Linked DNA regions of Homo sapiens: regions 1, 2, 4, 5, 6 and 7 are each linked to region 3. Evidence: chromatin contacts called from ENCODE Hi-C or POLR2A ChIA-PET data. All regions are on one chromosome and are shown on one strand. The core of a region is the stretch at or near the end of the contact, and the rest is flanking DNA. Distances in the headings are between cores, read along the strand shown. Region 1 holds the start of LAX1 (lymphocyte transmembrane adaptor 1). Region 2 overlaps IL19 (interleukin 19). Region 3 has its middle 33 kb from the start of NUAK2. Region 4 holds the start of EIF2D (eukaryotic translation initiation factor 2D). Region 5 has its middle 16 kb from the start of BTG2. Region 6 overlaps IL19 (interleukin 19). Region 7 overlaps ATP2B4 (ATPase plasma membrane Ca2+ transporting 4).

Region 1 (2,700 bases), core at 114-2,613, 1.5 Mb after region 3:
AGTGACATGTGTTTGCCATGATAATAACATTTATTTCCCCAAACGACTGCAATTTTATTTTATTTTTTGAGACAGAGTTTCGCTTTTGTTGCCCAGGCTGGAGTACAATGACATGACACTGCAACCTCTGTTTCCCGGGTTCAAGTGATTCTCCTGCCTCAGCCTCCTGAGTAGCTGGGACTACAGGAGCATGCTACCACTCCCGGCTAATTTTTGTATTTTTAGTAGAAACGGGGTTTCACCATGTTGGCCAGGCTGGTCTTGGCCAGGCTGGTTCAAGAGTGGGGGTGATCCGCCCCACTCGGCCTCCCAAAGTGCTGGGGTTACAGGTGTGAGCCACCGCGCCCAGTCAGCTGCCAATGTTTTTAAAGTTTCAACTGTGGATGGATTTTTAATTTTGTTTGTATGAGATTGAAAGTAGTAGCAGTAATTCATACCCATGATTAGTTCTGTAAGATTTTACGTCCTAAGGACGTATCTTTATTACATCTATCACTACATTTTTTATTCATGACAAGTTTTTGGATCTCAAAACACATCCTTGGAAAACTCAGCCTTTTGTTTCTGTCATGGTGACACCTAGGAAAGACTGATGATAGGGTTCAGGGCCTCCGAGAGGTGAGAAATCCAACCAGTCTAAGCAACTAGCTTTAAGGGCCAGTGTTATCACAGTTTTTCCTCTACCACAATATTTTCTTTCTTTCCTCAATACCTTCCTTTCCCCCTAGCACCCCTGAGCAAATGCCTCCAAGCCTAGAGTTTGGTGGTTTAGTAGACCGAGCCTGGGTGTTGAGAGGTGGCAGCACTGCTGTGTAAGAAGCTCCTAAGGGTGGACTAGGACCTTCTGCCTAAATCAGGGCAGGGTGGAGCTCACCACCCTGAGTCACTCACCTGTCCAGGCTGCGGGGAGTCACATGCAGAGTGCTGGACTCCAAGGTCCTCCCTCTGATTGTCGAAAGGGTTGGAGTGACACCATCCATTGTATCAGGAACCTTTGAGATGCTCTCTGGCTTCAGCTTCTAAGTTTCTCTTAATCATAATCAGTTAGCCAGCATGTCTACCACTTCTCCCCACCCCCGCAACAAACTCCCTATCTCGTGTCTACCTCTGAAACGTCAGGCCAAGTTGACCCAACATACAAAAGCAACAGGTTTGGTTCTACCTGGACGTGGCTAATGCCCACTGCAGGAAGTGCGATCTCATCCGGACATGGTGCTTCCAAGTGAGGTGGCTCAGGGAGAATCTGTGGCCTCTGCCTTCACGTTTCTGGTGGAAACGTGAGGGGCACAGAGGGGGAAACTGCCAAGAGGCTCAAGAGAGGCTCCGTGAGAAGCTCGTCTTCCTTCAACACCCAAAGCAGAGTGAAAAGAGCAAACCACTTTGCCAGAATGGAAACAGAGAGTCAGTCACCGGAAACGACACCACCAATGTGCTAATGAAGCACAGGGCACAGGAAACTCTGCTCAGCTCTTAATCTGCTAGAAGAAAACATATCTTCAACCCACCGTTCCTGGGTTTGCCAGGTGCTCTGTGGTCTGTGATGAGTGTGATTAAAAATGGGGCAGGGTAGTAGAGAACTTGTGATTCTTCACCCTGAGTTTCTGAGACACTTAGAGTTGTATAAGTCTTCAGATTTACAGTATTTTCTAAGCAAGTCTAAGGAGCACTGGAGGTTGCCTTTTAGAGTGAAATGCAGATCTCCGGGACCCTCTTCTGATTCAGTGGGTGGAGGCTGCAGAGGGGGCAGGCTTTGGCTATCGATGCTTTCCAGGTGAATTTGATGGAGCTTTCAGGTGATTTTGATGGAGCTCATCTGTGTTTCATGTTTTGGGAACCTCTGCTCTGGGTACTACCTTAAGAATAGAAGTTATGCTGGGTTAGCAGGACCCCTGCTCCCCCAAGGCAACCTTCCACAGCTCCTGGCTGCTGGTGATCTCCTGTTCTCAGGGCTCTTCTGAAGATCAGTCACAGTCTTACTTGTCACACACCTGTCTCAGAAGCTGAACAAGTTCATCCTTAAGAGCTACCCAAAGTGTTTGAAGATTGTTCAAAATTTATTGCTAACTCCCCTCCCTTCTTGAGCCTACTAATCTCCGGAAACACTCTTTGCATCTTGGGAGAGTCCAAAGAGAAGGGGCCACTAAGACTGTTGTAAGGATGTGAAGAACCTCTCTGATTGCACTTTCCACAAGGAAATGGATTCCCAGATGAATGGAAGGGCAGACCAGCAGTACCCTCCTAGAACCATGCCTCCCTCCCATCTCTTCCCAGTGGACATTGAGGTCCTCAGCTTTCCTGAGGTGGCAGCCCCTGGCCTGTCTGCATCCAGACTCTCACAGAGTCCCCAGGGGCTGCAGACTGGCCATGGCTGGCTTTCCAGGGAGCTTTATCATTCCAGGTCCTGGGCCCCTTCCCTCCCAGGAGCTTCACCTGGTAGGAAGCAGAAATGGCTCAGAGGCAGCTGGTGCTGGAGCTGGAACCTGGGTCTCTGCCCACTTCTCCTTTGGATCAGGTCTGAGTAGGAACTAGGACTACTCACAAGATCCATCATGCTGGTGGCAAGGACTGGGGTCCTGGGCCATTGGAACCAATAAGGGACTGTGAGAATCAGGACCTCGGAAGGCAGTACACGGAAAGGGCACATGGAACCAAACCTCAGAACCATGACTGCTAATTAAAAAAAAAAAATTTTTTTTTTTT
Region 2 (2,700 bases), core at 76-2,575, 1.5 Mb before region 3:
TCCCTCAGGCATCTCTGGTCAGAAACACTTTTAAACCCCAAATCTCATTCTCACTGGGTTTGCATTGTACCTGGAAAGATGCTGACACCAATAAAAGCTTGTTGCTTAAAGACACAGCCTATGACTCACACAATGCACACTTTATACACCCTAATTCCTTCCATCTGTAGTAACTTTCAGCTTCTCATTACCTAAATTATTTCAGTGCACTCAACCTGGGGGTTATTGTCATATAGGGAATCAAATGAGGTGCCAGAAACAGATAAAAATCAAGAAAACAACAATTTGAAAAGGTTATCATTGGCATCAGGGAATGTCTGTGTTGGAAAGGATCTCCAGGTTCATTAGCCCCCACTCCCAGCACAGGAACCCTCTTTGTCATGACTCGGACAGATGTTATCCAATTCTGCTTCATGACTTTCAAGACCTGGGTGCCACATTCTGCAGTTGTCATCTGCAAACTTGATAGGCAGGTGAATGTGGCAAGCAACCCATATTTAAATATACCTGAAGCCCTCCTGGAATTTACACAGCTACATCTTTCCCTGTACTGCCCTGCAAGAAGCGTGAGAGAAGAAGCTCTTCTGAGCCTCCTGCCTGTTACAGAGAGCAAGAAAGGGAAGGGAAGAGACAGGGCGAAGAGAGAAAGGATTACTTGATATTGTAGTGTTCAAGCTGGAATAATTTTCCCTCCCACCTTGCTGGAGTGCTTTCCAAGTGCTATTTCCTAGAGCAATGCCAGATTAGTTGTTCCAGAATTCCCAGGGGGCTTTGCACAGAGTCCCAGACCCTGTCCCTGAGAGTTGAATTTTGTACATCTGGGATGAAGCCTGGGCATCTCTATTTGTTAAAGCTTAGGATTATTTTGAAGTGCAGTCAGTTTGAAAGTCACTTTATTAGAGGGCTCTGGACTAGGTCACCCCATTCCTGGTGGTTGAAAAACCTCATTGCAAGCAGATCACTCCTATGTCCTCCAGCAGTTTTCTGTAAGCATGTTTTTGTGTTGCTGAAGGCAGCCCCATCAGCCCCCAGGGGAATAATCCTTTCCTGTTCTCTCCAGCCATGCTCTGTAGGATCACCTGAGGCCTGTGTCTGGGCCTCTTTATCGCAGCACAGTACAAGCATCCAGCTTGTACTCTTTGTTGTGGGCTGGCCAAGATGCTGACAGGAACAAAAATGACTTGTTTTTGAGAGTAAAGATACAAGCTTTGACTCAGATGACGCACACATGTTCATGGAGGGAGACTCTCACATCCGACCTACCTTCTTCCGTCCACAGAGAGTCACGTTGCTACTCTAACCACATCACTAATTCCGAAAGATGGGGACTCCTACACAGGGCCTCCAGGTCAATGCCTCTGATTAGGGCAGGGAACTGGAAGGCATCCAACCCCGACTTCCTGGCACCCCAAGTTCTCTCAGCAGCAACAGCGAAAGCCCATGGATGTAACTGCATTACAGAAGCCAAGGCCCTCAATGTGTAGACTCTCTGGGGTGCTATTTTAAAAGGCAGACTCTCAAGCCCCACAAAAAGATGTTTTGAAGATTGGAGTGAGGCCAGAAAATCCACCTTTTGAGCAAGCAGGACTAGGGAATTCTGAGTAAGACTAGTATTTGAACTTTACCCATTTGGGACTGAACCTCAAAGGAAAAAAGGGATCTGGAAAAGGAAATGACGTCCCCCTCGCCCTTCCAGGGCCACAGCTGCTTCTGTTCTTGAGATATTGGCCAGGCCCCTTATTTCTTTGACATTCCCCTTGCTTTCCTGTCCCCTCGTCTTCCTTAACAGTCCTTCTTATCTGCCAGAAGATTGGTCTTTCTTTAAGGCTAGCAGTTAGCCTTGATTGGGGATCCAGTTCTATACATGTGGGCATAGAGGACAGAGCAAGAAGACAGGACAAGTGAGCAGAACTATACAGGGAAGGGAGGGACAGTGTTGGAAGAGAAGCCCAGGCTTGGAACTTGCCCATGGCAAAAAAAAAAGAAAAAAAAAATTGAAAATTTGTACCCTCATTATGTCACCAGGAATTGAAATTAAGTATGACTCACGATTTACCCATGAAGCTCTTTCCCAATTAGTCTGGGTTGTGTCACCAAAAGACCTGAATTTAAGTCATGACTCCATCACTTATTGGCTTCGTGATCTTGGGAAAATTATTGAACTCTCTGACATTTAGTTTCCTTATCTGTAAAATAGGGGTAATCGCTTGATAAAGGTGCTGTTCGTTTTGATGAGGTAATATATAAAAATGCTTAGCCCAGGTTTTGGTACATGGAAGGCAGAAAAAAAAACCACCCAGATATTATGAATAATATAATTCTGTCATGTACACCTTTCCTCTCACAACCTACTGACTTACTGTAGGCACCAGGCAACCTGAATTACTAGGTGTTCTCTAGGGCCCCAATAAGCCATGTGTTTTAAAGTCTAATGGAATGGTCTAATCCCATCTCCATCACCAACTCATAAGCTGTGTGACCTTCCTTCCTGGGCCTCTGTTCCCTTCTCTATGGATCAGTGCCAATACATCAAGTTTCTGCAAAGGCCTGGTGCATTCACTGATGCACACAAGGAGCCCAGGACCATGCTGGGAGCCCCCTGTGCTGCAGCCTCCCCTTCCCCTCCTTTCCTGCAAGCTCCCATGTTTGTCCATGCCTTTCTATGGAGGTGCCTTCGTTCAAACTGTTTCTTCCACCCAA
Region 3 (2,700 bases), core at 86-2,585:
CTTGCTCTTTTGCCCAGGCTGGAGTACAGTGGTACAGTCTCGGCTCACTACAACCTCCGTCTCCTGGGTTCAAGCAATTCTCCTGCCTCAGCCTACTGAGTAGCTGGGATTACAGGCGCACGCCACCACACGCGGCTAATTTTTGTATTTTTAGTAGAGATAGGGTTTCACCATGTTGATCAGGCTGGTCTCGAACTCCTGACCTCATGATCCGCCCACCTCAGCCTCCCAAAGTGCTGGGATTACAGGCATAAGCCACTGCCCCTGGCCTTCTATTCATTGTTTATCTGAAATTCAAATTTAAATGGGTGTTCTGTGTTCTGTATTTTTACTTGCAAAATATGGCAACCCTAATAGCAGGAGAGATTTGGGTTAGTCAACAGGATGAACTTGGATCAGATATTGGGATTCTGACCCAGGGAAGGATGGAGAATCCCCTATTCTGGACAGCTTTAAAAAAGGAGAATGTGGGCCAAGTGTGGTGGCTCATGCCTGTAATCCCAGCACTTTGGGAGGCCAAGGCAGGCGGATCACCTGAGGTCAGGAGTTCAAGACCAGCCTGACCAACATGGAGAAACCCCGTCTCTACTAAAAATACAAAATTAGCCGGGTGTCGTGGTGTATGCCTGTAATCCCAGCTACTTGGGAGGCTGAGGTAGGAGAATCGCTTGAACCCAGAGGGCGGAGGTTGCGGTGAGCTGAGATCACACCATTGCACTCCAGCGTGGGCAACAAGAGCAAAACTCTGTCTGGAAAAAAAAAAAAAAGAAAAAAAAGGAGAATGTGGCCAGGTGCGGTGGCTCACACCTATAATCCCAGCACTTTGGGAGGCTGAGGTCAGGAGTTCAAGACCAGCCTGGCCAACATGGAGAAATACTGCCTCTACTAAAAATACAAAAATTAGCCAGGTATGGTGGCACATGCCTGTAATCCCAGCTACTCAGGAAGCTGAGACAGGAGAATCACTTGAAGCTGGGAGGCAGAGGTTGCAGCGAGCCAAGATCGTGCCACTGCACTGCACTCCAGCCTGGGCAGCAGAGTGAGACTCTACCTCAAAAAAAAAAACAAAAAAAAAAAGCAAAAAAAAAGAAAGGTGAATGTGTCTGAGGACTGAAGGGCAAGCCTCTAAATGCTTAGGGGTAGAGTTTATAGTCAGAGGGACCTTCCTGCAGCTGGGCCAGAGACTCACCCACCCTCTAGAAACCTCAGCAGCTGAGGATGAACAAAACCCACAGGAAGTGGTGGAAGTGAAACTTGGTGTCAGTGTTGTTGTTATTAAAAGGGGGAAGTGACACCGGGTGAGTGAAGGGTGGGTGGAGGTGAAGTCTCTATAGGCAGCGAGGTCATTCGGCAGCGCCCCCCTTCCTGCTCTGCTAAGAATAGTTACGGTTGTGATAGGGGTGTGGTTTGTCTGAGGCTGGGGGAATGAATCTCGCTTGATGTCTGGATGGGGCAGAGCAGAAGTAGCACTGGGGTGGTCAGAGCTTCAAGTCAGGTGGCAGCAAAACCTAAGAAGCATTTTTGGGTTTGGAAATAAACAAATAAGTGGCCTCAGAAGCAGCTCAGAGGAGAAGGATCCTGCCTTCCAGCTAAGAGAACTATAAGAGGGAAGCAGGGCCCATGACCATGACAGTCCCTCCTCTAGTCAGCTTGGGAAGCTCTGAGAAGCTCTTTCCATTAAGAGAGTCAGGGATGCTCCAGAAATCAGGCTGGCAGGGAGGCTGCAGTGCGTTTTTGTCTCTAGCACTTACTGAGCACTTACTGTGTGCTTGACATTGTGCCAGGCCCTGAGGCTCCAGAATTAAATACAGTGTGGTTCCTGCGCTCCAGAGGTTGGAAGTCCAGTGGAAGAGATATGCATCAAACTAATATAAATTCATGAATTCATTGTGATCAGAGGTAATAGTTGAAAGCCCAAGCAGCAGCCTACCTACTGTGAGCCTGAGCCCACCCCTCAGCAACTCCCCAGCCCTGGCCCAGGCTGCAAACCAACAGAGGCCGGAGTCACCCAGCTGCCTGCAGAGCAGTGCATCAAGTCAGGACCCTTTCTCTGCCCAGACGTCTTTGCCAACTGTTTGGAACAAAGGGAAATCATCTGGTTTGGGGAAAGACATAAGAATGACCGTTTTCTTTCCTAAACCTTCACCCTCTCCCATTTCGGCCTGAGAAAAGCTGTTAGATGCTTCTTCAGAGGGTTTCTAAGGGCCACAATTGCCTTCCACCTAAGAGGGAACAGGGTGGGGAGGGGTGGCAATGGCCTTCTTTGACCGCAGAGGTTTTGGATTTAGCCTGAAGTCACAGAACAACTGAAGCCAAGAGACAGTTCACCCTTTCTGGTGTCTAGAGCTTATTGAACAAATGTCCATTGACCCCCTATTGCTAGGGGCAGGGGTGAAATATTGAGTTGAGTCCAGGGCTCCAGCCTACTAGAGGCACAGTCTGTAGAGAAGTCAGATAATGACCAGGCGGTGCCTAAGCTGGATCTGAATCCAGGGCCTTTAGTCATCAGACACTGGACAGATTCTTCGTGGAGGGAGTTGGGCCTTGAAGGCTGAAGAGTTTTCTGGGTCAAGTACATGTTTAGGGAGCAAGAATTCCTTGGAAACTTAAAAACTGGTCTCCCATGGTCAAGTCTGGCTCCTGTATGTGAACATCATACACACAGAACATGGCTCTGTATCCTGACTCCTATGCACCCCC
Region 4 (2,700 bases), core at 123-2,622, 1.3 Mb before region 3:
TTATAGTACAATGAATAGACCTTAATCATAGAATGCCTTTAAGAAAAACATTTAGGCCCGACTTGGTGGTTCACACCTGTCCTGTAATCCCACCACTTTGGGAGGCCGAGGCGGACAGATCTCTTGACCTCAGGAGTTTGAGACCAGCCTGGGCAACAAGGTGAGATCCTGTCTCTACAAAAAATACAAAAATTAGCCTGGTGTGGTGGTGCCCGCCTGTAGTCCCAGCTACTCGGGAGGCTGAAGCGGATGGATCGCTTGAGCCCGGGAGGTGGAGGCTGCATTGAGCTGAGATTGCGCCACTGCACTCCAGCCTGGGTGACACAGCGAGACCCTGTCTCCAAGTAAACAAAATAAAATAAAATAAAGAAAAATATTCAAAAAGCCCTCGAGGTTTTTTTGTTTGTTTGTTTGATTTTTTTGATACGGAGTCTTACTCTGTTGTCCAAGGTGGGGTGCAGTGGCACAATCTCGGCTCACGGCAACCTCTGCCTCCTGGGCTCAAGCGATCCTACCGCCTTAGCCTCCCCAGGCATGCGCCACCACACCCGGCTGAATTTTTCTTTTTTCTTTTCTTTTTTTTTTTTTTTTGAGACGGACTTTCACTCTTGTTGCCCAGGCTGGAGTGCAATTGTGCAATCTCGGCTCACCACAACCTCTGCCTCCCGGGTTCAAGCAATTCTCCTGCCTCAGCCTCCCGAGTAGCTGGGATTACAGGCATGCTCCACCATGCCCGGCTAATTTTGTATTTTTAGTACAGACAGGGTTTCTCCATGTTGATCAGGCTGGTCTCGAACTCCCGACCTCAGGTGATCCGCCCACCTCGGCCTCCCAATTCTTTTTCTTTCTTTCTTTCTTTCTTTTTTTTTTTTTTTTTTTTTTTTTTTATTTTGTATTTTTTATGGAGATGGGGTTTCGCCATGTTGCCCAGGCTGGTCTCGAACTTCTGGGCTTAAGCGGTCCGCCCGCCTCGGCCTCCCAAAGTCTGGGATAACAGGCTTGGGCCACCGCGCCCGGCCGAAGCCTGAACTGTTTATCAGTTCAATTATTTTTGCGGAATTGAACCGAACCGAATGGAATGGGAGCTTGCAGAGAGCTTCTACTCAAAGCAGTTCCTAAGGTTGATGGGGTGGAAGGAAATAAACAGAACAGCTATTGGCGTGGCCGAGTCGCTACGGACGGGGAACCCGAGCCGCTCGCGCAGGCGCAGAGCCAGGCCCGCGAGGGGATGGGAAGGTGGGGGGGAGGGGCGTTCCCTGGGCCCTGCCCCTCCCTGCCCTGCTTTAGTTCCAGGTACCGCCACTGGGGGCGGCCGCGGCCTCCCCAGCGGCAACGGCCACGAAGCTGCGCGGCCCTGGTTTCCAGCCGGGCCCTTTTCGCGGCCGGGCCCCAGCATGGCTGCCCCCACGGCTGAGGGCCTGGCAGCTGCTGCGCCCTCGCTTTCTTGACATTCCCTGGCTTCTGTGCTCTCTTCCCCAGGCCACCCCAGCAGACATGTTTGCCAAGGCCTTTCGGGTCAAGTCCAACACGGCCATCAAGGGGTCGGACAGGTGAGGGAGGAAAGGGGCCTGCTCTGCCACGGAACAACCAGACACCTCTTGGGCCCCGCTGGCCCATAGCCCTCGCTATTCTTGGCCGACATCCTCGGGTGGAGGCCGAGGGGTATGCCAGGGAAGGGACCCCAGGAGGCAAGGGTGGGTTAGACACATTTTGAGGTGAGGATGGAGGGGGACCTGGCTCTCTTTTGGATAGTCTAGTGAGTTTAAAAGAAAACGTAGTTAAGTCAGAGTTTACTGACTGCAGACTATTTAAGGTGTTGTGGAGAATGCAGAAGTGAAGGAATACAGAATTCTTGCCCTCCAAAGAGCTTAATGCCCCTTGGGAGAGATCGGATGGGATACCAAGAATTAAAAGTATAAGAGAAAAAAATGACTAGTGATTAATTCTGGCAGGAGAGACAGCTGGAAACTGAGGTGGGAGGGAATAAGGCACATGTGGTAAGAAGAACTGTATCTGTTCAGACAGGGTCACAAATGGAGATTGTGTTTGGAATTTTGTAACCAGTGCTTTATAGTTGTCTATAGGTCTCATGGCATAGTTATTTAATCATAAACTGGCATATTTGCGAAGCATGTATGAGAAAGGAGTGGGCCCAAGGGCTAGGCATGAAGTCAGGAAGGCAGGGCTGTTTCCTGTGTCAGGCTAACTTGGATTGTTCACTGGGCCTGTTTTCCCACCCATAAAATGGGAAGGCATACCCCAGGAATGAGTGAAAATAGATGACAATGGATGAAAAAGAGTTTAGGATGTTTCAGAAGAGTGTGTGTGAGACTAGGACATCATAAACCAGGCAATCTTTCTTTGGCCCTTGTGATTTTATAGTGAGCACTTTTGAGTTCGTTCTTGATATTTATTAAAAGTCTGTCCAGGCAGCATTCACAGTGCTGGTGTGCTTTCCACAGGAGAAAGCTTCGAGCTGATGTGACAACTGCTTTCCCCACCCTTGGAACTGATCAAGTCTCTGAGTTAGTACCTGGAAAGGAGGAGCTCAACATTGTGAAGTTGTATGCTCACAAAGGGGATGCAGTGACTGTGTACGTGAGTGGTGGTAACCCCATCCTCTTTGAACTGGAGAAAAATCTGTATCCAACAGGTATGACAACAGGACGAAGATGGCCATTACCATTAGGTAGTTCTTGC
Region 5 (2,700 bases), core at 132-2,631, 2.0 Mb after region 3:
ATGATTTCACAGAGGAGAGGTGATCTGAGCTTGGGCATAAGAGATGTGTAAGACTGGGATGTCAGACTGCTTATCTTATGTAGGCTATCTGCAAAGTGAACTGTGGCTTTGTGTAAAAGTTCCTAGAATCCAGAAGACAAGAGCACTAAGCGTGACAAGAAGAAACATAAGAAACCCTGGGTTGTTTGCTATAATTTTTCTTGTTTATTCAGTCAGTCTTGGATTCAAGCCTGACTGCCAGTTACTAGCACTGTGCCCATAGGTAATTTTGCTTAACCTTCTGAGCCTGTTTCTTCCTCTACAGTCTAAGGGTAATAATGTCAATGCTATAGAACTGCTCTGAGGAGGCCAGGCATGGTGGTTCAAGCCTGTAATCCCAGCACTTTGGGAGGCCGAGGCAGGTGGATAGCGTGAACTCAGGAGTTTAAGACCAGCCTGGGCAACATGGTAAAATCCTGTCTCTATAAAGAATATGAAGATTAGCTGGGTGTGGTGGTGCACGCCTGTAGTCCCAGCTACTCCGGGGGCTGAGGCAAGAGGATTGCTTGAACCCGGGAATTTGAGGGTGCAGTGAGCCAAGATGGTGCCACTGTACTCCAGCTTGGGTGACAGAGTGAGACCTTGTCAAGGAAAGAGAAAAGAGAGGAGAGGAGAGGAGAGGGGAGGAGGGAAGGGAGGGGAGAGGAGGGGAGAAGTGGGAGAAGAGGGGAGAAGAAGAGGGGAAGGGAGGAGAGAGGAGGGGAGGGAAGGGGATGAGGGAGGGAAGGAAAGAAGGGAAGGATCACACATACATAGACAAGTGTATCATTTCAACTGGATTGGAAAAACTGCAACAAACCAAAAATACTGTCCTGCCTTCTTGGGAAGAGTGGCCAGGGGGAAACCCGTGACAGTGTCTCTGCACCAAGCTGGCTGGATTTGGGGACCTTGGTGAAGGTGGGGAATGTGTAGCTGTTTCAGGTCTCAGGTAAGGAAATGGAGGCTTTGCCAAGGTCTCGCTCTCCACTCCTGGCCTTTGCCTGGGGAGGCAGTGCCATCCATTTCATGGCAGGTAGACAGTGGAGGTAGACCCAGTACTACCTGGGCTTCTCATGTAGAGATTAGAGTCCAGGGAGGCCTGAGGTCATTGGGGTGACCTGACCCCACCCTTTCCCCCCTGGAAAGAATGGAGGTTGGGAGCTTATGAAATGACCTCTTCCAGCCTGACCGAACAGAAGTGTCTGCCCTGCTCAGGAGGCCTTCTTCCTCCCTCGTCCCCTAACTGTTTACATGCTCTCAGAAAGGCAGGTGTCAGGAGGCAGCTGCTGCTTGTGGTTAGCTCCCCCTAGATACAGGAGCGCCAGCCTTCCCCACACCCACTGCCATTGGCTAACAGGAAACCAAAACAGACTCCCTCTCTCCACCCTCAGCCACCCCAGCCAGTAAATAGAGAGTACAGGAAACACCTGGAGGAGCAGGCAGCTGGCAAGGGAACATTCTGCCCACGAAGAAAGGGTTTGCAAGGGAGTAGCTAGGCTGGGGAGGAGCTGGGGGAGGGGGGTCAGGGGCTTAATTGCACTTCTCATGGCACCCACCAGCTGCTGGGAACTAACAGCTGAGTTGCTGAAATGCACCATCCTCCTCTCAGTCCCCCACTAACACATACACAGTAAAGGGATCATCCCTGTCTAGCACCAGCTTGCCTTGAGTGAGAACAAGAGCAATCATACAGGAAAGACTCCTCAGAAGGCTTTGCCTCCTTAGCCTCAGCCAGAGCTTCTGAACCTCTGTGGACCATGTAAAAGTAAACCCGTGGTTCAGGCATGAAGACTGAATCATCAGTCTTCATCAGCCCACGTGATGTAAAAGCCCGCCCATGTAATGTGAAAGCTCATTCCAAAGATAAGTCTTCAGTTATTTCCAAACTTACCTAGATCTCCATCTGTGTCTGCCTATTTACTGCTTATGATTTCAAGTTGTTGAGGTTCAGGGTAGAACTGACTTCACCAACATCAAATGAAGCCCTGCCATCAGCATCCAGCATCCACCCAAGAACGTGTTCACTGGTGTGTAGACTTTGTGCCGGGAACCATGTATGCAGGCTGGCTTAGCTTACAGAGCTCCTTCACTCCCTCTTAGGAGACTCCCAAATAGAGCACTTTTCCTTTTAGGTTTAGAGTGGGAGGATGGAGGGGTGGTGAGGAGGGGACACTTGCCCCACAGCTACCTGAGGACCACACTGTAGTTTGTTCAACCCGTATCTGTCATCCAATGGTCAGTGTACTTAGGCCTGCTCCGTGCAGAATGGTAGACAAGCACATGGAGGTGAAAAAGGAAATAGAAATGATTCCTGCCATGGAGGTGTGAGTGACGACAGTTGGAGAGGGGAGAAGGGCTTGCAGAGCCACCAGACGTCAACTCAAAGCAATGTGCTGCCGGGCCCGGTGGCTCACGCCTGTAATCCCAGCACTTTGGGAGGCCGAGGCCAGCAGATCACTTGAGGTCAGGAGTTTGAGACCAACCTGGCCATTGTGTTGAAGCTCTGTCTCTACTAAAAATACAAAAGTTAGCCCGGTGTGATGGCACGTGCCTGTAATCCCAGCTACTTGGGAGGCTGAGGCAGGAGAATGGCTTGAACTGGGGAGGCAGAGGTTGCAGTGAACCAAGATCACACCACTGCACTCCAGCCTGGGTGAAGGAGCGAGACTCCATCACACACAG
Region 6 (2,700 bases), core at 99-2,598, 1.5 Mb before region 3:
GTCTGTAAGTCACTTTTTTGGAAACTGGAGCAACATCTCTGTAGAAACTCTACTTATAAATGTTGATTCATTCACAGCCTACAAAGCAGGGGTTACACTATAAATAGGACCAAACTTAGTTCAGGTTCTTGGGAGCTGGGGGTCTATGAGATTTACAAAGGACAGCTTCTTTCTCCTACTGGACATATGAACAGCCTCAGGCAACATCTGAAATAGTCGAGGTCGTCTTGGGTCAACTTCTGTCACACTCTGCTCCCTCTCCCTGGCTGCCCTCTCTGGAGGTCCCTCTGCACTTTCCCCTCTGAGGGGCTGTAAGCCCTCCATTGAAATGCTAACCTTCTGCTCTGCTTAACCACATGCTCCCAGATGACCTACTCTCCTCCCCACCTGTCCCAGCTCACAGATCAGCCCCACAGGAACTCAGCTTCCAGGATTAGAACCACCCAGGGATTTCAGTGTTATTTTCATGGCTTCTTTCCCACCACTGTATTTGACCTCCTGACTCTCTAGAAGTTGCTGGTGATTTCGTAAAGGATTTCTCACAAGCACGGTTAAGGAAGTGCCAATGGTTGCCACTCAAGTCCATAGAAAACAGGCACTTCTAAATTGGGGGTGGTGTATGTGTTCTTTTGCATTATATATATGTTTGTGTTCCATGGGTCTTCAGTCTACCTGAAGTCTACCTGCATGGACCCTCCTTCAAGGATCCAAGAATCTGCTGATCCAGAGCCTGCATGACCCGAGTATTCATCCACAGTGGTTTTCACAGGGGTCAGATATCCTGTTTCTAGCACTGGCCATTCCTCCCTGCCTGCTCGCCTTTTCCCATGGGATACAATGGAGGCATTGGGGGACTTTAATACTTCAAAGCCCGTAGCAGCTGGCAACTCCTGGGACTGAACCAGCACCCAGACTGGCCTCACTGTGCTCTGCCACGGGAATCCAGGATCCCATGGTCACCTCTCTCAAGGGAATTTATTATCTGAGTCCCACGTCAGGAGCCAAGTACACCAACAACACTTCCTCCTCGGCATAGGCCTGCGTCGCGCAGGCATCAACGCAACACAGACATTTTACTGCGTGGTGCAGATAATTGCTTGAGAACGCAAAGTTCTTTCTGAAAGAGATGTGAAGCGCTTTCTAGGGCTTTCCAGTAATCTTCTTTTCTCCCTGAAACAGTCAATGTGAGAAATCCACTTCCGGAAGGTGACCACCTCCCTTCCACACCCCCGCCGCCCCCGGGGCCATGCTCTTGAGGAAAAGGCAGCATCACGTCCTCCCCTACCAAGTGGAGGCTCTTCTGATTTCCACTGCTCTCAGCAGGCCTGACTCACAACGAAACTGCAACCTCAAAGTGCTGGGGGCCAGGATTGCGAGAAGGAAATACAGGTGAACACACGCAAAAGCTGCCGGAGGAAAAGGTTTTGTTTCTCTTACAGAATGGCACTTCCAGGGCTGGGCAGAAGCTATGAGCTAGAAGAGGCTGACAGGGCCTGGTCTTGTGCTGACCTGGTGGATTTGGAAAGGAAGGAAAATATGTATCAGAACCACTCATGTTCGCTCGCTCCTGCCGAGGGGAACAGAAGGGGCAGGCTGGGAGGAGAGATAGGGGAATCACAAAATTTAAGGGCATTAGCTTTGGAAATCTTCTTAGAAAAACAACTCTGGCAAGCCCTTGGATTATTGATGCGGAAAGCAAGGCCAAGGGATGAAAAGGAACTTGTTTGGGATCTCATAGTAGAAGGTCCAGGGCTGGAAACTAGGCCTCCTAAATGCCTGAGCCAGTCAGTCTTTCTACTATGAGACTGACTTCTCTGTCTCCCTGTAACATCCTCAGAATATTGGAGTTGAAATTGGTCTGTTCCAAGTCTTCAGATCCACGAAGAGACATACTTAGCTTTTAGCAGCTGAGTATTCCCAAGGAAAAACATCAACCACTACACTTCAGGTGGGCTGGCTACTTGCTGTATGTCAAGTATTCATCCAAGCATTGTGTACAGTCACTCATTCCGCCCTTGCAACACTACGACAGCACCAATTATCATCTCCAATTGTATATAGATACTGCCGCACAGGGAGGCTCAGAAACTTGCCCAAGGTCACACAGATGGGAAAGGGCAGAGCTGGGTTGCAAACCCAGTCCGACTCCAGGGCCCGCACACTTAACCACCATGCTCTGCTGCAAAGACAAGCCCAAAGACAGAGCACATCTTGGGGTTTCCAATAACAGAACACTTGGACCCAGGGTAGGGCTGGGGGTTGAGCAAAGTGGGGAAGGCACTTCCAGCCTTTGCTGTCAGAGGTATATAAGGTCTGCCACATAAGAGAGGCTCAAGTGCACAACCCTTAGCCGCTTTCGTGAAACCAGTTGACTACCTGATACCAATTTATATCCAACCCACTGCTTGAGGCACCTGAATTCAAGGTTCTTGCTGGGAACAGTCTCAGATCACCCAAAAGCCAAGGTACAAACAGATTCTCCTTAATTACTTGAAAGAATAATACTGTTTAGAAAGTATTCCTTGTATTTTAAGTATTTTAATCTTAAAAAGAATACTTTTAAAATCATCAAAAGAGTATCAGAACCTTGTTGGGCCTCCTTAAACTATTTTGAACTACATCTGAAGGTCGAGACAACTTAGGGCCTCTGGAGTTCTTAGTCCAGCACCCTGGGAAAAGGAGTTTCTTTTTCCCCTCCTT
Region 7 (2,700 bases), core at 179-2,678, 1.6 Mb after region 3:
ATTTAGATACAGGCTCACTCTGTCACCCAGGCTGGAGTGCAGTGGTGCAATCAAAGCTCACTGCAGCCTCAAACTCCTGGACTCAGTGATTTTCTTGCCTCAGCCTCCTGAGTAGCTGGGACTGCAGGTGCGTACTACTGTGCCCAGCTAGTATATTTTTTAGATAAAGCATATAAAGCAAGTACAAATAATATGTTTCTTTAGGCATACATATGGTTATCAAGAGAATGGTGAATACAACATTACAGCCCAAGACAGTGGTTTGGCTGGGTGATGAGGTGGGGGGATGGGATAGGAAAGGGTCATAGGTGGATGCAAATAAATGATAGTGATCTCATTTTTGGGTGGTGGGTTCAAGTGTGTTCATTAGGTTAATAAAAAACATTAATAGCATATATAAATAAGCAGTAAAAGCGAGGCATGCATAAACCAGTCAAGAAAATGAACTGTAGATTTTGACTCATCCAATTTTGTGCATCTGAGAAATAAACAAAAGAGATAGAACTAGAAATGAAAGACAGAGACAGAGAGAGAGAAGAAAAAAAATGGTTCCTATTTCTACCAGCAACATTTTTTAACTTGTATGATCAAAGACAGCCATGGAACTATCTAAAAATATCAAGACTCTTAAATAAGAACTTTTGTTGAAAATTTCATGGTCTAAAATAGCCATTTAACAACACAGTCAAGGCCAGGCATGGTGGCTCATGCCTGTAATCCCAGCACTTTGGGAGGCCGAGGCAGGAGGATCACTAGAGCCCAGGAATTAAGAGAGCAGCCTGGGCAACACAGTGAGACCCCATCTCTACAAAAACGCAACACGAAACAAAAAAACATACACAATATACTGCATCTGACTTTATTATCCTAATAAAAAAATATCAATCAACTTAAAAATTCTGGCCTTTTGGTGGTGGTAGAGGGAGGAAGGGGATGAGAGTGGGAGTACAGTGAGGGGCAGAAGTGCTGATCTGCATTTACTGCTCTAGGGACAGGAGGCCTGGAAGCTGCCCTGTGCGGGACTTCCGCAGCCGGCATGCTGAGCCTCGCACCAGCGAGTCCCGGGGGTGTGGCAGCCTCGCTCGCCCTAGCCCGCCCCGCTCCCCGCCCGCCCTCGCCCCGGGCCGGCCGAGTTCGGACCTGCAGCTCCCCCGGCCTCTGCGCGGTGCAACTCAGCCGCAGGCGCCGGGCTCAGCTGGCTACCAGCGCGGCCCGGGAAGCAGCTGGGGAAACAAACGCCTTAGCCCTGGAGGCCTGGCTCAGCACAGAAGCCCCAAATAAGGCGGGCCGACTCCACCTGGGCAGCAGCGATTGCTCAGAGGGGGCCGATGACTCACTCGACCCAGCCAGCCAAGCACCTCTCTCCCTCCCCAGGGACCCTCGTCCTGTCCCCCACCACATCACACCACACCACAACCCGGGGAACACACCTGGGGAACCCTCCCAGTTCTCACCCTGCCCCTCACCTGGCCTCCCTGAAACCAAACCCTGTGGCTTCAGTGGCTCAGCCGACTTCTCAGCACAGCTTCCCCGGGAGCGCCCGTCCTTGAGCTGCCAAAACCCAGGGGACCAGGGCCTCGCTCCAAGCTTTACGGGGCAGGCATGCTTGATAAATGTCTATTGATCAATGCATGCATTATGTCAGAGGACAAGGGCAAAAACTGGGCTGGTTCTGGGATGTGTGCGTGAAAGCCACTCCGTTTACATCACCATGGAAGGGAAGGCTGGGGTAAATCTGAGATGCTTCAAAACAGGCTATTACAGCGTCTACAAGTGAGTGTTCTCATTAGTCCTCAGCAGCTCTGGAAGAAGGGGAGGTAACCTGGAGCACACCCTACTTAGCGTATGGGGACCCTGGGCCCCAGAGTGGCGAGTGTGACATGCCTGGCCGGGTACGAGTGGGGGCTGTGGAGTTTCCGTGACCTCAATTTTTCTGGTCTGTAAAGTACAGCACTTGGTTTTTTGCTTGTTTTTTAGACAGGGTCTCTGTTGCCCAGGCTGGAGTACAGTGGCATGATTAAGGCTCACTGCAGCCTCAACCTTCCTGGGCTCAGTGATCCTCCCACCTCAGCCTCTTGAGTAGCTGGGACTACAGGTATGCATCACCAGGCCTGGCTATTTTTTTGTTTTGTTTTGTTTTGTTTGTTTTGGTTTTGGTAGAGATGGGGTTTCCCCATGTTACTCAGACTGGTCTCGAACTCCTGGGCTCAAGCTATTCTCAGCCTCCCAAAGAACTGGGATTATAGGCGTGAACCACTACGCCCACCCTAAAGTGAAGCACTTTTAACTTTTCAAAGCACTTCCATTTAGATTCCATACTCTCTCCTTAGATTATCATAACTATCATTTGTGGATACAAACTAATGACGAATGAGAAAAGTGAGGCTCAGAGGTTAAGTGACTTGCTCAAGGTCACACTGTTACCTACTAGCTTGGTCAAGAATGGAAATAAATTAAGGAATTCTTTTTAATGCCCCAAGATTCCAAGATTTTTCACCCACTTTGAACACATCATTCGCACTTAACTGGAATTCACTCTCCCATTCTACAGCGTGGAGAGAAGCCACCCTACTCAAGAAAGAGGACTCAAATTTTATAGGAGCTGGAGAAATGAATGGTCTCCCCAACCTCAGGGGAGTAAGGAGGGACTTTCCCATGCAAAAATCTCCATAAATACGAATCTGTATATTTGTAGGCACT

What was found. A loop is a pair of places that touch in the nucleus more often than their neighbours do. ChIA-PET counts read pairs that join two places held with the same protein, here RNA polymerase II (POLR2A). Pooled maps may share reads with other maps.
Region 1: a loop to region 3 is called in a pooled map, with 4 times the contacts of the local background. The contact joins the promoter of LAX1 here to the enhancer-like site in region 3. A Hi-C loop is called at or near these places in 1 of 37 single-sample maps with no recorded cell type and 4 of 50 pooled maps. POLR2A ChIA-PET finds 5 or more read pairs at or near these places in 1 of 52 experiments (activated T-cell).
Region 2: a map of CD8-positive, alpha-beta T cell shows a loop between it and region 3 (10-fold over the local background). The contact joins two enhancer-like sites. A Hi-C loop is called at or near these places in 1 of 168 maps with a recorded cell type or tissue (CD8-positive, alpha-beta T cell), 1 of 37 single-sample maps with no recorded cell type and 6 of 50 pooled maps.
Region 4: a map with no recorded cell type shows a loop between it and region 3 (20-fold over the local background). The contact joins the promoter of EIF2D here to the enhancer-like site in region 3. A Hi-C loop is called at or near these places in 1 of 37 single-sample maps with no recorded cell type and 2 of 50 pooled maps. POLR2A ChIA-PET finds 5 or more read pairs at or near these places in 1 of 52 experiments (activated T-cell).
Region 5: a map of natural killer cell shows a loop between it and region 3 (7-fold over the local background). The contact joins two enhancer-like sites. A Hi-C loop is called at or near these places in 2 of 168 maps with a recorded cell type or tissue (naive thymus-derived CD4-positive, alpha-beta T cell and natural killer cell), 7 of 37 single-sample maps with no recorded cell type and 12 of 50 pooled maps. POLR2A ChIA-PET finds 5 or more read pairs at or near these places in 2 of 52 experiments (CD4-positive, alpha-beta T cell and T-cell).
Region 6: a loop to region 3 is called in a pooled map, with 5 times the contacts of the local background. The contact joins two enhancer-like sites. A Hi-C loop is called at or near these places in 2 of 37 single-sample maps with no recorded cell type and 3 of 50 pooled maps.
Region 7: a pooled map shows a loop between it and region 3 (7-fold over the local background). The contact joins two enhancer-like sites. A Hi-C loop is called at or near these places in 1 of 37 single-sample maps with no recorded cell type and 3 of 50 pooled maps.

Annotation. Positions count from the first base shown.
Region 1 is chr1:203,763,846-203,766,545 of GRCh38, reverse strand. It overlaps LAX1 (lymphocyte transmembrane adaptor 1), which reads right to left and starts at 1,363. Exons shown (of 5, transcript NM_017773.4): 1 at 892-1,363. The coding sequence starts at 980. RefSeq lists an enhancer at 1,121-1,480.
Region 2 is chr1:206,801,961-206,804,660 of GRCh38, reverse strand. All of the region lies in intron 2 of IL19 (interleukin 19), which reads right to left. Among named protein-coding and RNA genes, the nearest start is that of IL10, 31 kb to the right of the region's middle. RefSeq lists an enhancer at 1,434-1,483. Within about 2 kb of position 1,325, at least 6 of the 41 ENCODE cell types and tissues checked have a DNase peak (open chromatin) inside an H3K27ac peak, as active enhancers do; they include CD8-positive, alpha-beta T cell, where a contact is called at or near this core.
Region 3 is chr1:205,286,991-205,289,690 of GRCh38, reverse strand. No RefSeq gene overlaps it. Among named protein-coding and RNA genes, the nearest start is that of NUAK2, 33 kb to the left of the region's middle. Within about 2 kb of position 1,335, at least 13 of the 41 ENCODE cell types and tissues checked have a DNase peak (open chromatin) inside an H3K27ac peak, as active enhancers do; they include CD4-positive, alpha-beta T cell, CD8-positive, alpha-beta T cell and natural killer cell, where a contact is called at or near this core.
Region 4 is chr1:206,611,137-206,613,836 of GRCh38, reverse strand. EIF2D (eukaryotic translation initiation factor 2D) reads left to right here and starts at 1,372. Exons shown (of 15, transcript NM_006893.3): 1 at 1,372-1,550; 2 at 2,463-2,653. The coding sequence starts at 1,495. RefSeq lists a silencer at 1,110-1,319 and an enhancer at 1,610-1,679.
Region 5 is chr1:203,319,797-203,322,496 of GRCh38, reverse strand. No RefSeq gene overlaps it. Among named protein-coding and RNA genes, the nearest start is that of BTG2, 16 kb to the right of the region's middle. Within about 2 kb of position 1,381, at least 24 of the 41 ENCODE cell types and tissues checked have a DNase peak (open chromatin) inside an H3K27ac peak, as active enhancers do; they include CD4-positive, alpha-beta T cell and natural killer cell, where a contact is called at or near this core.
Region 6 is chr1:206,783,204-206,785,903 of GRCh38, reverse strand. All of the region lies in intron 1 of IL19 (interleukin 19), which reads right to left. Among named protein-coding and RNA genes, the nearest start is that of IL10, 12 kb to the right of the region's middle. RefSeq lists an enhancer at 1,501-1,560. Within about 2 kb of position 1,348, at least 3 of the 41 ENCODE cell types and tissues checked have a DNase peak (open chromatin) inside an H3K27ac peak, as active enhancers do.
Region 7 is chr1:203,649,064-203,651,763 of GRCh38, reverse strand. All of the region lies in intron 1 of ATP2B4 (ATPase plasma membrane Ca2+ transporting 4), which reads right to left. Among named protein-coding and RNA genes, the nearest start is that of ATP2B4, 24 kb to the right of the region's middle. RefSeq lists a silencer at 1,063-1,232. Within about 2 kb of position 1,428, at least 29 of the 41 ENCODE cell types and tissues checked have a DNase peak (open chromatin) inside an H3K27ac peak, as active enhancers do.